Regions from separate parts of the Homo sapiens genome. Here region 2 is linked to region 1. Evidence: chromatin loops called from intact Hi-C (ENCODE). Cell type or tissue: PC-3. All regions are shown on one strand.

Region 1 (8,000 bases):
TTCAGGGTTGGTTTTCATTGATTGGTCTTTTTATTGACTGTAGATCACTTTTACTTGGTAATTTTTAATTGCATACTGGATATTGTAGGTAATATGGAGAGATTCTGGATTCTCTTAACTTCCTCTGAAGAGTATTGATTAAACTTCTATTTTAAGAAATAGTATAGTTAACTCAGCTGAACTTGAACTTAAAACTCCATTCTCCTTTCAACGGACAACGGTTAAATCTATGCTCAGTTATTGCAGACTTCCAGCTGTTCCTTTTTGCTGGGTTGTATGAACCTTCCTCTATAGTTATAAACTTCAGGATTCAAGCAAGAATTTGGATGGAATCTATAAGCAATTTTTTGAGCTCTTTCCAATGTGTTTCCCTACATTCCAGTATATCCCTCTTCACTTTTCAGCCATTCTGGCATCCTCAACTCTGCTGACTCAAGCCAGTAAGACCATGGGTTTTTGTCTGGGTTTTAGCCTTCCTTTGCCATGCAGACTAAGGGCTGTACTCAGGGGAAAAGCCATATAAATGCAAATATGCCCAGTGTATTTCCTTTCTTTCAAGTGCAGATGCCTCTCCTCTTTTTCCTTTGGTTATTCTCTTGTACTATCAAGTAGCTGTTATATTTTGTCCAGAGTATTCCATTCTTATCTCAAAAGTTAATCTGATAAACATCACTCTACTATTATATGAAGTTAATCCCTCTTGGTATTTTCTCCACTACAGAAAGCACCCTTACTGCGAAACTACTCCCATCAAACTAATGTTACTCAAATAAGTGTTCTGCAGAAGACTATCCAATTAATATTAATAGCTGCTCTGTTAAGGGGAAAGTCTATAACATGGTCAAATGGGGCTTGGAAATGTAGCATTACAAAACAAACAAATAGGTTTCTTTGCTCCAGAACTTTTAAGAATGTCTAATATGCTAACGTACCTTCTATACCTCTAAGTAGATTATGCCCTAGACATACTGTCCTAAACTGCTTCATATATAATTAGCAGCATTCACTCATTCATTCAAAAATACTGAGCCCCAAAGAGTGGAGACAAGAGTATGATCCCATCTCCTAGTATAACTCTCTTTAGGCTATAATTTACTATCCCTTTTATATTTGATAATATTAATGTCATTCACTGATAGTGATTAGGCTTATGCTATATAATCTTCACCAATACTTACTTTGTAATCATAATATCTGTACAATAGGAGATGCTGCTGTGGAAAAAGTAAGATAGAAATAAACATTCAGCTGGGCATGGTGGCTCACTCCTGGAATCCCCTGCCAAGGTGGGCAGATCACTTGAGGCCAGGAGTTCGAGACCAGCCTAGCCAACAAGGCGAAACCCCATCTCTACTAAAAATACAAAAATAAGCCAGGCATGGTGGTGCATGCCTACAATCCCAGCTACTTGGCAGGCTGAGGCACGAGAACTGCTTGAACCCAGGAGGCGGAGGTTGCAGTGAGCCTTGATTGTGACACTGCACTCCAGCCTGGGTGACAGAGCAAGACCGTGTCTCAAAAACGAAAAAACAAAAAAAAAGACTTTCATCTATTATTAAACTGCATAGACTAGATAAAAATACATGATATTGCCTGGTATCTGGCAGAGATTAGTAGCTTGATAAATGTTTAGTTTCCTTCTTAAGTGTTTTTCCCCTGTCTTTGCCTATTAAGTAAGTCAGTGCCTTCAACAAGACCAATCAGAGTTTGGCAGATTATAGCTCTCAGGCCAAATGCAGATATTAAAGGACCCCAACACTTACCCAAAGGTAGCCATTAAGCTAGGGTTTCTGCACTATAGTCCCTTCTGTGGTCGCCAGAAATATGTTACGGGAAAGAGGTCCTGATCCAGATCCCAAGAGGCTCATGTTCTATGATCCAAGAGCTAAGAATATTTTTTAGTCACTTTTAAAGTTCTATTTATATAAATAAGAATATGTGACAGAAACTGATGTGTCCCATAAATCCTAAAATGTTTGCTATATGGCCTTTTACAGAAAATCTTTGCTGACCTTAAGATATAATCTAATCCTTATAAGCTCTCTAAAATAAGCAATGCAATAGGATTCATTTCACTTACTTAAGTACTGAGATAGAAGCTCTGTTTTTAAAAAAATATTTATTAAAACCATTAGTTTACTGGCTTTACTAAATTTTCAAATGCCAATCTAAGACCTCACCTTTTCCCCTTTTATGCCACTGCAGTCACACTTTGATCCTGGAGAACACCCATAGCAAGCCTATAAGGAAGAGAAAGAGGGAAAAAATCATTAAATATGAACCCAAAAATCAGACTCTGACTTACAGCTCAACTGAAATCAACAATCCAAACTTGAAAGATAGATACCAGAAAAATATCTGAAAAGATATACGAAATTGCAAATAACAGTTACCTCTCAGGAAGCTTGCACCTTTTATTATATACACTTCTGTCTTAACTTTTCAAAATGAGCAAACATAATTTTTATAATTTTAAAGTGAAAAATATCATTTTACAAGACATTAAAAATGAGATATCTCTCAATAAAGGCTAAAGATGGAAAGCTACACCATCTTCTACTTACAACAACAAAAACCCATGCACATATATTCACATATAAAGTACAGACATACATTTCAAAGTTAATTATTCTTACATTAACAGCCATTTGGGGTTATCACTACCCTTTACCTCTTCATTAATGCATGAGTGTTGACAGTATGCACAATCTAAAATATGTTAAAAATGGAAAAGAAATTCATACAACTTCCCTGTAATATGATTTGCCACATGTCCAAACTCTCAGGAACTCTCCTTTTTTTCTTCTAACATTGCTTGTAAAAAATTACCTCTCACTCTGTATTAGCAATGACCTTGGCAACTAGACAACAATGCCTACCACTTCAAGTCACTTGTTTCTCTCCATTCATGAGCAATCATGGAGCATAAAATATATAACACTATCTTTTACCACCTTTCTTTCTTTTCTTTGCTCCTACTCCTTCATCACTAATAATAGCTCAGTCTCTAACAGCTTTACCATAAATGCTGCTCCCACAGTCTAGATGTTCTAAACAGGCATTCAATCATATTAGGAATTGAGGTCCTCAAGCCAGAAAAATATCCTCCTCCAAAATAGAAAACCTATAGAGGAAAAGAATACAGTATGTGACTTCTGCCATTCAGTACTATCCTTTACTCTTAGAAAATGAACTGCTTAGAAAAACAAGTTAGTTTAATATACATGGATAGCTCAGTGTTTACTTACAAGGAGGTGGCATTCTTTTCATCAGATAGATACCAGACTGAGTTACTGAAACCTTCATGTGACATAAATACCAAATAATGCCCATCAATCTTGAGGGCCTTTGATATAAAATACCTTAGCCTGCTGCTCAACATTCCATGATTTCCTTTACTCTAGTCACTACCAAAGTACCCTCCTCAACCCTTTTGAAAGTACTGACCTTATCCTTCTGGTCAGAACTCCTAACTCACTCAGCTGCAACTAAAAGTCACCTTCATACTGAAACCTCTTTTCCTGATTATAAGAGCAAACTACAATGGCTTGATGTTGCAGTAATCTCTCACTCACACTACAAGAGGCTGCTCCAGTGAAAGCTGTGCTCCTGACACGTCAAACAGAAAGTCTGCTATGCCGCTATTATTTATTATTCATAGATGTTTGGGGGTTATATACTGATTTTAGTATTTTACGCTAACTACACTACAGATTAAATAGGCTTATTCAGACTTACTCATTCATCAAATATGAATTGAATATTACTAGAGGACAGAAAAATTGTTAGGCACTAGACTTCTAAGATGAGTAACACACAGCTCCCTCCAACATGTGTAACTAATTCAAGAAATACTTATTGATCACCTGTTATGTGACAGCCACTATGTTATGTTAGGTGCAAGTAGAAGTACAAAGTACATCATTGCTCTCTAATGGGAAGGATGAACCCATCTACAAAAAATTATATTACAATGTGCAGGAAACAGAGGTTAATTAAAAATATATAATATTTTTCTGCAAACATAAATTTTAAGTTCCAGACTATGGATTTTATAAAATTTAGAAGATACCGTTTCACAAGAAGATACTGATTCACAAGTTCACAAGACAGTAACTGTCAACAGTCGTAGTCCCTGAATTAAATTGTGCATATTGTCAACACTCATGCATTAATGGAGAGGTAAAGAGTAGTGATAACCCCAAATGGCTGTTAATGTAAGAATAATTAACATTTGACACTGAAATGCATGTCTGAACTTTATATGTGAATATATGTGCATGGGTTTTTGTTGTTGCGAGTAGAAGACAGTGTAGCTTTCCATCTTCAGCCTTTATTGAGAGATCTTCTTCTTTTAAATACAAATTAAGCTCCTAAAAATAATGCAAAGCAATAACCTGACAGGATTTCATTGATATGAACAAGTTTCTATGTGACCTTTCTTTATAATTGCATTTTGACTTCTCAGTATCCAACGATAGCCCCTAACTCCTAATATAATTTATAAACAAGCAAAACCTTAAATACTCTCGCATGTCATTTTACAAGTAATTTTGTATAATTTTTTGCAATTTTTTATTAACATGTAGCTTTACTTTAGAGAGAGCACAGATTAAAACAGTTGTGAATTATAGATAAATGTGTTTAAATTCAATTTAAAATTTTAATTTATAGTCTATTTATTCCACCTAGGTTATGAGAATGACTCTGGTACTCATAGGTTAAAACAAAACAGGCAATTGTAATACGCACACCAACCACTAGATGCCACTTTCTATACAGTTATAACAGTGGCGCCCACAAGGAGATAGCCCCAGTTTGACATCTGGTTAATGGAACAATTTGTTTTTTTACCAACATCTATTAATATTGATTAGGTGTCTAATAAACACAAGCACAATAATAGTTCTATGAGTTGTACAAAAGTACATGCAGGTGCTACCTTTAAGGAACTTCCAGTCTAGGTTTTTTGTTTTTTTAAGTAACTAGGTATTTTATTTTTTAAGTAACTGGGTATTTTCAGGACATATGAAAAGAATATCAAAATACAATGGAATAATGATACAGCGGTATATCATAATTTTACTTCAGAAGTTGAAACATTTGACCATGGACAAATCATTTCCATACTCTTTGGCTGTTTTCTCATTTGTAAAATGGCATACATAGACAATATGATCTCCTTAGGTAGCTTCCAGATTTCACTCTCTGTGATTCTGTAGGATTTGCCAGGTAAAAATGAGTGGTATAGTCAATAATTGCTATCAAAGTTAAGAAAAACAGTTCCCTTGAGCCTGAAAGTATTGACAAAGGCTCTGTGGAGAAAGTGAATACCTGGACTTCAACTTGGAAGGATAGACAGAAAGCTACCTAGAGGAAAAATTGCCATGCTAAGCATGATTAAAATACAAAATTGATTGGGGCAAAGAAGTAAAATGAACATTAAGTACCTCAGTCTAAAAGGCTAAGTTCATATGAAAAAAACTAATTTTTCGAAATCACTGAAGATGAAAGAAGCAAGAAAATGATGAAACTACAGTAATATTTTAAATTTTTATTGTGGGAGAAAGTAATAAATGAGTAAGGAAAGTTTTGTATTATCACACAGTAAAACACATCACAACACTACAATAATTAAAATAGTATGGTATTCAGTTAACAAAAATAGGAAGGCCAGAAACAGATTTACACATGCAAGCACGTGCACACACACACACACACACACAACTACTATATGATAAAAGTTGACGTCAAATAGATGTGAAAACAATGAATTTTTCAACATATGGTGCTAGAATAAATATAAAAAATAATAAATTTAGATCTCATGCTGCTACAATTAAAACAGCAGATATTAGACTTAAAAGTACAAATAAAAACAAATTCTGTATGAATTAGGGTCACCTAAAGAACCTCACAAAAATTTACATACCAGCAACCCATCGTAAAGATTCTTCCAGTAAGCTGAAGTTGAATAGCAGAATCTGAAATTTTAATAAACATCTCTAAGTAATTTTGATTCAGGTGTTCCAAGGAGACACATACTACAAAATAATGGCAGAGAGAAATAAGAAATATTCCAATAATGTGGCCAGTTAGGTATCCAGACTGAAATGCTTACTTAAAAAAAAAATGCTTGGAAAAAAGTAAAAACTTCTTCCTAAAAGCATCAAAGGGAAGCACAGTAGGATTTATCAAATCAAAATCTAGGGAAAACCAAAAAATGAACTGATCAATGAAACTACTTTTTCCCGGAGGACATATGCCAAACTTGGATAATTTTTGGGTTTTGTTTTATAATTTCTTTTACTATAAGGGTGTACCACGCATAAATGTACCTCACAATCCCACACCCAGGGAGGTGGAAGAAAAGATCTCTTGGTGCTTAGCAGAGAAGTACAGGAAAAAAAACCCTTAAAAAACTCACCACAAACTGGCCAGATTTGCAATCCAAATTAGCATTACCTGAGTGGACTCTGACTGCATTGACCTTCTAGAGGCTGGGCAAAAATACATACTGACTCTACGTAGAAAAAACATGCCTTCATAGTAAACTTCAAATAATTCTAATGTATCATTTTTTTAAAGGAAGATGAGATTTCCTAATTAAAAACCATTAAGCATACAAGAAAAAAAACCATAAGCAAAAGCCAAAAGAAACATATGACAACAGAAAGTACTCACTAAATATTTCACACATTGGAATTATCAGATAAAAAATATATAGTAACTATCTTTACAATTATAGAAGAATTTTTCTAACTTAAAAATAATAAAGGGAGCCAGCAATTGTATGAAAATGACATAGCTCAATCGAAATAAAATATAAATTCTAGAAGTAAAAGCTATAGTAATTGAAATTTAAAACTCAATGGATGGGCTTCACAACAGACTAGATAGAGCTGAAGAGAGACAGTATAAAGTTAAAAGACTTAGTAAAGCTAAAAAGAAATTATATATAATGTGGCATAGAGATAAAACATGGAAACTGTGAAATAATCATTAAGAGACATGGAAGAAAGAGTGAGGAAGAATAACATAAAGGAAATTGGGATTCTAGAAGAGGTGAGAGAGGGAATAAAGACAATACTAAAGAGACAACGGCTAAGATTTCTCAAGAAAAATCTACAGATATTTGTGATTCAAGAAACCAAACAGATTCAATGGCATAAAAATAAAACCTGAAACTAGGTGCAGCAGAACATAACTGCATAACATAAAAGTAAAGGAAAGGCCTTAAAAGCATCAAAAAAGACAAGACAGACCGCCTTCAAGAGAGTGAAAATTAATTTACAGATTAGTTCTCAGAAGCAATAATCAAAGCCAGAAGACCACGGAATGACATCTTTAATATGCTAAGAACCCAGTTCTCTTCATCCTCCCCCTCCTTGACACTTACCCTTCCCAGTCTCTGTTCTCTGTCTTTCCACTGTCTACCTCCATATGGTCAATTTTTTAGCTCCCACATACAAGTGAGAACATGCAATATTTGTCAATCTGTGGCTGGCTTATTTCACTTAAGAGAATGACATCGAGTTCCATCCATGTTGCTGCAAATGACATGATTTCACTAGTTTTTATGGCTAAGTAGTATTCCATTCTGTATATGTACCACATTTTCTTTATCCATTCACCTGTTGATACACACTTAGGTTAATTGCATATCTTTGTGATTATGAATACTGCTGCAATAAACAGGCAAGTGTAGGTATTTCTTTGATATATTGATTTCTTTACCTTTGGATAGATACCTAGTAGTGGAATTGCTGGGTTGTATGGTGATGCTATGTTTAGTTTCTTTCTTTCTTTCTTTCTCTTTCTCTCTCTCTCTTTCTCTTTCTCTCTTTCTTTTAAATATCCATACAGTTTTCTGGTGGCTGTACTAGATTATGTTCACAACAGCATATAAGAGTTCCCTTATTTTTTTTATCCTTGCCAACATCTGTTGTTTTTTGTCTTTTTATTAATAGCCATTTTGACTGGGATAAGATGATATCTCA
Region 2 (8,000 bases), 140 kb after region 1:
TAATAGAGGGAATTGAGGAGAGGTATTATTTGTATACATAATTATGAAGAATATTTCAGAATTTATTAAACATATGAATCCTCAAATTCAGGAAATACAACACATACCAAAACAAGATGAGAGAGAGAGAGAGAGAGAGAGAGAGAGAGAGAGAGAGAGAGAGAGAGCTAATCTTTGCATAGATACATTGTGGTGAAACTTTAGGACACCATCAAGAAAAAGATCTTAACAGCAGAGGGACAGATCACATAGAGAAGAACAACAATTACACTGAAAGCAGATCACTTACCGATCGAAATGGAATGCAAAATTTAATGCAATGCAAGAAGAAAATAACAAATCTGCTATCTTAGAGGAAGATTTTTAAACACCTCATTCAATTATGAATACTTCAAGCAGATAAAAAATTAGCAAAGATATAGAATATTTGAACAACCTAAGTACAAGCTTGATATAGTAAATGTTTATAGAACACTATATCCAACAGTTAGAGAATACATATTCTTCTCTAGCAGACATGGAACATACATAAAAATTGAGCATGTATTCGGCCCTAAAGCAAATTACAACAGAATTTAAAGAAATCCATACGTCTAGAACATGTTTTCTAACCATATGACGTCAACAACAAAAAGATAATTTTCAAAATCCCTATGCATTTAGACATTGAAAACACACATAATATTATAATAAAAATTAAATTTTAGAATTGAATGATAACAAAAATACTATATATCAAAACTTGTAGCATGTAATGAGATTTATACATGGAAAAATGTATGTTATTCAATTCTTATAATAAGAAAATGAAGACTAAAAATTAATGATATAGATATTCAACTTCAGAAGTTAGAAAAAGAAAAACAGAACAAATCCTAAAAAGTTGAAGAAAAAGTTAGGAGGAGAAATTAATTAAATAGAAAACAAACATGCAGCGGAGAGGATCATTAAAGTCAAAGTTGGTTTTCTGAAAAGAATAATAAAACTGAAAAACCTCTGGCAAGGAAAAAATGTCGCAAATAATATCAGCTATTAAAAAGAAGATATAACTATATATGCTCTGGATATTGAAAATATGATAAGAGGATGTTGCAAACAACTTTATGCCATTAAATTTTGCTTAAAATAAAATAGACAAATTCTTAGAAGAATAACGATTAAAGAAATGCATTCTGTAGTTAAAGTTATACTAATCTTTTATGAAACAGATTATCTCAGTCTTTATACAGATTTTCCAGAGAATAGAAAAAGCAGGAGTACCCCACCAACTTATTCCATGAGATCAGTATAACTTTAAGGGGAAAAAAAGATAATGGCAAAAAGAGAAAGGAAAATTACTGGCCAGTTTCTTTTATGAACATAAATGTAACAATCCTAAACAAAATACTAGGAAAGTAAATCCAGTAGGATATAAAAAGGAAAATCTATCATGACATGTTGGGTTAATCTCAGGAATGTAGCAGTGGTTTTAACATTAAGACATGCATAAATTCAAATTACAATATCAATAGATTGAAGGAGGAAAAATATACCCATCTCAGTAGAGAGATTTCCCCACAATAGTACATGGATAACTCCCTGGCAATTCACTTGACCTCCATAGTGGATGAAACATTTTAAAAGCAATAAGCTGTGAGTTTTAGGTCTTGGTTTTCAGTTTGGTTACTCCCTGTTAACATGTAAATGCTGCAAATTTTTATTTTAGTTAAAAATAAAACTTATGTTGCCTGATTACAAAATAATATACCTGCATTGTAGAAAAATGGAAAAATGCAGAAAAGAATAAGGAAGAAAAGTAAGAGTACCCACCCATAATTCCACAATTTTTAACTTTTTCAGTTCATATCCTTCCAATAGATTTTATGTATGTGTATATATTTGTATTGTAAAGGAATGTGACCATACTGTACATATTATGCTATCGTAACCTATTTTCATTTATCAGTATCATGAATATATTTAATATAATCTCCCTAACAGCCTTATACATCACCTATTAATGACCACATTTTATCATATTAAATAGATATTATATTTTACTCCCATATTGTTACACATTTTAGGTTGTTTTCAACCTAAGTTCTTGAAAATAATACTGTGATTAACACTTTTATAGCTGAGGCTTTATACTTACTTATTTTCCTTAGGGAACATAACTACACATAAAATTACTATGTCAAAGGATGTGCACATTTTTAAGGACTCAAGAAATGACTATTTTCAGACACATATCTAAATATATATATGAACTTAATAAATAGTGAAGGTAGCACCTCAAATCAGCTTTTTTGGAGATAGTTGACAGTAATTTTGAAAAAGTGAAATCTGTATTGCATACAAGACACCACAATATACATCGGGTATAATAAAATCTTAAATGTGAGAGACAAAACCTTGAAAAATTCTACAAGAGAACATAGAGAAATATTCTCATATAAGTGTGGAATAGGGAATGACTTTCTAAATTCTAAGGATGTTATAAAGCCTGAAAGGCTAAAGAAAATTCTTGATACCTTTGAACACTTTCTAAATTTTTTGTGTCAAAAATAGTTCATGGAAAAAATAGTAGGCAAATGCCACATTTGGGCAAATATTTACAACGTGAGTAAAAGAAAGGCTTAATTCATTACTATATAAAGAAATGAAGGCTATCTTTTATCTGTGCATTTATATTTAAACACACATACACATTCATACACATACACACACACACACACATACATACATACATGGGCCTTTTTCAAAAAACAGAAGATAAGACTTTTTCTTTTGTCCTTTTTCACAGTGGGAGCTGGAAAAGAGATTTTCTGAAACCAGATTGTAAATTGCAAAAGGCATTTTTCTCTGGGGTTCAGGTGAGATGAGGCAGCAGTTTCACCCTGCTGTATTTGGACCCTAGATAGAAAGCATATTCCTTTTGTCATTGCTCTGAGATGCAGCTCTAGCCTTGAGCTAAGAGCAAAAATAAGTGAGCTATGAAAATCTGGGTGTGACTACTAAAATGCTGATAATTTAATCTATTACAAGCAAAAATGAGTAATGAGATAGTACCATCTTTATGTGATTTATGGCCAAAGTTTTTAACATTGTAGTAAAGAAGTCTCTTATTTTAAGAGACTCTGAAAGAGCGAGGAGAGAGGGAAGGAAAGGAGGGAGAAAGCGGAATTAAATGACAAACCTAGAGACTTCTATTTCCTGGGGGTAGTAACAGCAAAATATTTGCCCAGCAGTAAAGAGGGCAAAGAAATCACTTCTTAGAGAATTGTCTAAAGACATTTTTTCCTAGCAAATAATAATCTCTACAAACCTTCACCTCATAATAAAGGAGGCTCAGTACTGGCCTTCGGAAAAGAAAAGTTTTATTGGCAGCCATGTAGTCTGAATACAGAGTCTGATAGAAATCATAAAGCATGTCTTGACTGGTAGTCATGATGACAGCAATAGAATGGCTTTCAGGCACTAAAAGGAACACAGTAAACTCCCTGAAATTAGCCATCTCCACTGTCTTTTTCAATGTGAGACTGACAATACTTAGTTTACAATTCAGTGTGATCTCCATGTTAAACAAGTAGGAAAATCAGAGTAGGCTGGGAATTTTGGAAGCTTCTGCATTATCTGGGTTTATGTTCTTAGATGGGCTTTTCTATAGTCCCTTTGCATTATCAAACTTTCAAAATGGTTAATAATGAAATATACTAGGATGAATCATTGGATTATTCAATGGTGATTAAAATCTGCTGCTTTCCCTGGGTGTCTCATCTTCCTTCCAGCCCTAGCATTTTGTGTGTTGAAAAGAACATTGCCTGAAGGGAAAACACTTGCACAAACAGTACACTTGGAAACAATCCAACTAAAAACTTGGAGGCATGTTCCTGACCCAAATAGGAACATATCCTATTGTCTTTTTGCCCCAGTTTTCCCTGATTTGTAGTATTTAAAGAGTTGCTGTTTTGAAGAAATTACAGTATAATTTATACCAATCTAGAATGTAAATGTAATTGGACAATTTACAAATTAGATAGGTCTAGTACTAATGAAAGGCACAAAATAAAAAATCTTAGAGTCTATTTGAGACCATTAACCAGGGCAGAATCTAACATAGTACATTGAACTTAGTGGGCATTTCATACGTGTTTGTTAAATTAAACTGAATGAGTTCGTAAAACAGCATTCTCTCTATTACTGCCTTGCTAAAAATTCTTGCATGGTTTTTCATTTATGAGAAATCCAAGTTCAACTCCTCCTCCCCTTCTGTACCCAGCAGTAGTCAGCAGCTTTATTTCATACTACCTACTTATGTGCCTCCTTCACCATGGCCAGCAAAATAGATATAATGCCTCCCAAGACTTTGACTGGCCATACTACAAAAAGGATGCTCTCCCTTCAATTTATCCAAACACTTCACAGCCTTCTACTTACAGCATGGATTCCACATCCTTCTGCTTATTCTGCCCTGACACTCTAGCGCCAAAGTATTTATTGCCACTTTTCTCTTTTGTCTTTCCCTCTTGTTTGACTCTTACCAAGTATACTTATTGGTTTCTCCAAATTCGCAATTTTCCAGTCTTTTTTTCTCAGATTGTCAACTCTTAGAAGTGAGAAGTTCCTAGCATATATCTCTCTGTACACCCTACCTCTTTTTTCTGGGTTCTTAATCTAGGGTCTTAATCAAGGAAGGCGATCCCTTAACGGTCTGTGGATAGAACTATATTTCAATGTAACCTACTTTTTTGGTAATCCTATAGGTCCTATTTTAGTTTTGAATTTTTTCATTGAAGTAGAACATCCATCTAGAAAAGTGCACGAATCATAAGTGAATTTTTGCATGATGAATAGAACTGTATAACTACCACCCAGAACAAGGAACAAGAATGTTACCACCACTACAGAATATAGAACCTAACACATCCTGACTTCTGACACCATAGATCAGTTCTGTATGTTCTTGAACTTTAATTAGTAGGAATCACTGTTATGTGTTTAGTTTATGCATTTAAGGAATTGTTCTGAGAAGATGTCCAAAACACACAGACACACATAAATTTTAAAAGGTACAGAACCATGGACAACCTTTTAGGCTTTCCCAGATCTAAGATTTCTGAGTTTGATTCTTTACATAAAATGAGGGGGAATTTGCAGAAGTAATTGCAAAAGTAAAGTGACTCAGAATCAGAATCTGATAATGCCTAAAATAGATGGGCAGTGCCAAGGATTTGCGAAGATTGATTCATCATTAGTCAGTTCTTGCCGTGAGGGTAGGGTGGGGCGAGTACTTTTTGACCTACCAAATGAGCTTTAACTATTTTAACATATATTGCTCACGGCTTTGTGTTTTACTCTTTAACAATAATTTTAAGAATAGTCAGCTGTTTTGTGGACTAAACTCTCACATCGTCTAACACGGGGTCTTGAGTGTAAAAAGAACTCAGTAAGTATCTGCTTAACCATTTTGTGCTTCAGTATCTGCTTGGCCATTTTGAACCACAATGTCAGCTAATTAGCCTTTTCAAAAAGGTACATTTTTGTCTAATTGGTAGTTTCTACCAGACTTCAATGGAATTCCTTTGCTTGGTATCAGCTATAGAAAGATGTGTTTGCACTGAGGGTGGACAACACTACAGCAAGGACCTACATGTGTAGGCAGAGACTGATCTAACTAATCAGTAAAAACTGCAAATGAGCATCAGTTCCATACAATGTCTTTGTGATATGATTACATCAGTATACCTACTTCTCCATATGTGTTTTTTTTTTTTTCAGGGAGTTAGATGGCTCCTCTCTGCTTGTTCTTTTTGCCTAATATTTTTGTTGTCCTGAATATCTTCCATTAATTGAATGTCATGTTTTTATTGCTTACTTGAATGCATACAGCATTCAAGGGCTGTGGCAGATGAAAAAGAAATAGAATGTGCTGGTCTAAATCACCTAGTAATTTAATGACTAGTTTGAGAAACAAGACATAAAAAGAGATAAACAAAAGTGCACGCCTGACTATATTTAAGCAATAAATGATAAAGACATTAACAATTGTTGATTGTTAAGTGAGTAACCCACTTTTGGAGAGGATGAGGAAGGCCTCAAAGAACAGATCATCACCATCATAGCTAATTCATAATTTCTATGTAGAATAGGCTTAGGGTATAGCAATCTGAGTAGAAGGAAGGGTTGAGGGACTTGTCCTGAAACTGCATTTACATTAACAAACATACTGTTCTTATGTAGATTATATGCTTATTTATAATGGATCTTGAAGAATACTTAGGGCCTGGCTTAGTGAAGGAGAGAAAATCTTCTTGGTTGAAGAGTCCCAATCTACTGTGTGTATAACTGAATTTGTGGAAGATACGATGTGTAAGACAAGGTTTCTGTTCTCAATAATGTTGTAACCTGCATGGAGAGGCACCATATACATGAATAGAAAGTCATTACAAATAGAAATAATTTTGAGATAAATGTCATTTGCAAGTGCTAAGTGATCAAAGGAGAAAGAGAGGTCAGCATTTGCCTTGGTGGTCAGGGAAGCCTTCCTGGGTCAGGTGAAACTTTGAGCTAGGCCTTGAAAGAGACATAGAAATCGAACAGGCAGAGAAAGGGAGCTCATGTCAAATTACATTGATTGTCTTCCCTGACTTCACAGTCAGCACTGAATGAACTCTCTTCCTGTGACTCACCTTCTGAATGACATCATTTTATAAATCTTAGGTGCATCATGACTTGCGTTACTTTTGAATTGGAAGTGTTATCTCCCCAACAGCCTGTGGAATGATTATTTAGCACTGGCAGGTAGTGCTGCATCATACCTTTCTGTTCTGAAAGAGTTAACAGAGCTTCTATAGGTATCCAACCAGAAGTTCAGGCACTGGACCTAGACTTTAGATAACAGAAATGCCTTTGTGCTGGAGTACACTTAATGAGAGAGAGCACCTCTGTCCCGACACATTTGATGAATTCACTCAATTTGGGAAAACCCAGACCAGCGCACAGACACTAAGATGAGAAAAGAAAAGGTTTCGTTCACCTTCTTCATTCCAAGGTTGTGAATTCATTCTTGGGAGGCCTTGAAAAGGGAGGGTGGAAAGAGTAGGAGGAGGAGTGGAGGTGGGGGATACGGAGTTTCTGACCTGAATTCCACAACAGAGGAATGTGTGAACAGCAAGAGACACAGGTACAGGCTAGTGCTCTCACATACCTGAGGAAAACAGATTTTACCCAACTTCCACTCTGTCCACTCTGCAGACAGTTGACAGTGTGGTAAAGAGAATTAATAATTCTATATAATTATTTTATTTAATAACTTATTTTTATTTACTAATTTTATTTGTTATTATTTATTAATATGTTTTATTTCCCAGAGTTTAGGGAGGGTACCGTGAAAAAGGAGAGAGAATTAACATTTTAAAACACTTAAACACAAAAAAGAAATTGGCTGTAGAATGTCCAAAGTGAACAGTTTAATGCTGTTTAAAGCGGTCCTGGATCAGCCATGTTTAAATGAGGTATATGAAGAACAAAAATCATGCTTGTTCTGATTCGTCATAAAACTACAAGGTGGTTAACTGGGAGAGAAAATGACGTCAGCCCCTCTTATTATGAAGCCCTTTGGGAAAGCTAGTTAGATGTATTTTTTACTATCTTTGTGAGAGACCCTTGGGACAGAAGTTAGTTTCAGAAAATGCAAAACATCCACAGGGACAATCATAGTACATTTGTTCACATTGCCATGCAAACTGTAAAGGCAAATATAAACTATAATTCAGGGCACATAGAAAAGTTAAGGAAACATGGGAAGTTGATTCTCCTGCTTAATAAGACTGACAGGATAAACCAAAGTCAAATCATTTATATTTTATAAGCTGTAATGTTTTCTAGATATTGGGTTAAGGAAAAACATGAGATACCTGCAGTTATTGCATCAACTCATTGTAATTTTTGCTTATAGTTCTTTTCTTTTGAGATTGATAAATATTATCTGTGGAGATTTTTCTTCTCACCTAAAGAAA

Evidence for each region. A loop is a pair of places that touch in the nucleus more often than their neighbours do. Peaks named below come from ENCODE experiments on the same cell type or tissue, not always from the same donor. Only the 100,000 strongest peaks of a DNase experiment are listed, where the experiment ranks them.
Region 2: it touches region 1 in a loop (3-fold over the local background); 1 of 110 quality-filtered maps calls a loop at or near these places.

Annotation. Positions count from the first base shown.
Region 1 is chrX:108,533,986-108,541,985 of GRCh38, reverse strand. It overlaps COL4A5 (collagen type IV alpha 5 chain), which reads right to left. Exons shown (of 53, transcript NM_033380.3): 2 at 2,181-2,240. Among named protein-coding and RNA genes, the nearest start is that of COL4A5, 98 kb to the right of the region's middle. In PC-3, a CTCF peak has its summit at 4,777 (motif pointing right); no DNase peak of the experiment used is centred here; H3K27ac peaks cover 1,115 bases.
Region 2 is chrX:108,395,401-108,403,400 of GRCh38, reverse strand. All of the region lies in intron 2 of COL4A6 (collagen type IV alpha 6 chain), which reads left to right. Among named protein-coding and RNA genes, the nearest start is that of COL4A6, 39 kb to the left of the region's middle. In PC-3, no CTCF peak of the experiment used is centred here; DNase peaks (open chromatin) are centred at 3,790, 5,230 and 6,680; H3K4me3 peaks cover 3,238 bases; H3K27ac peaks cover 6,929 bases.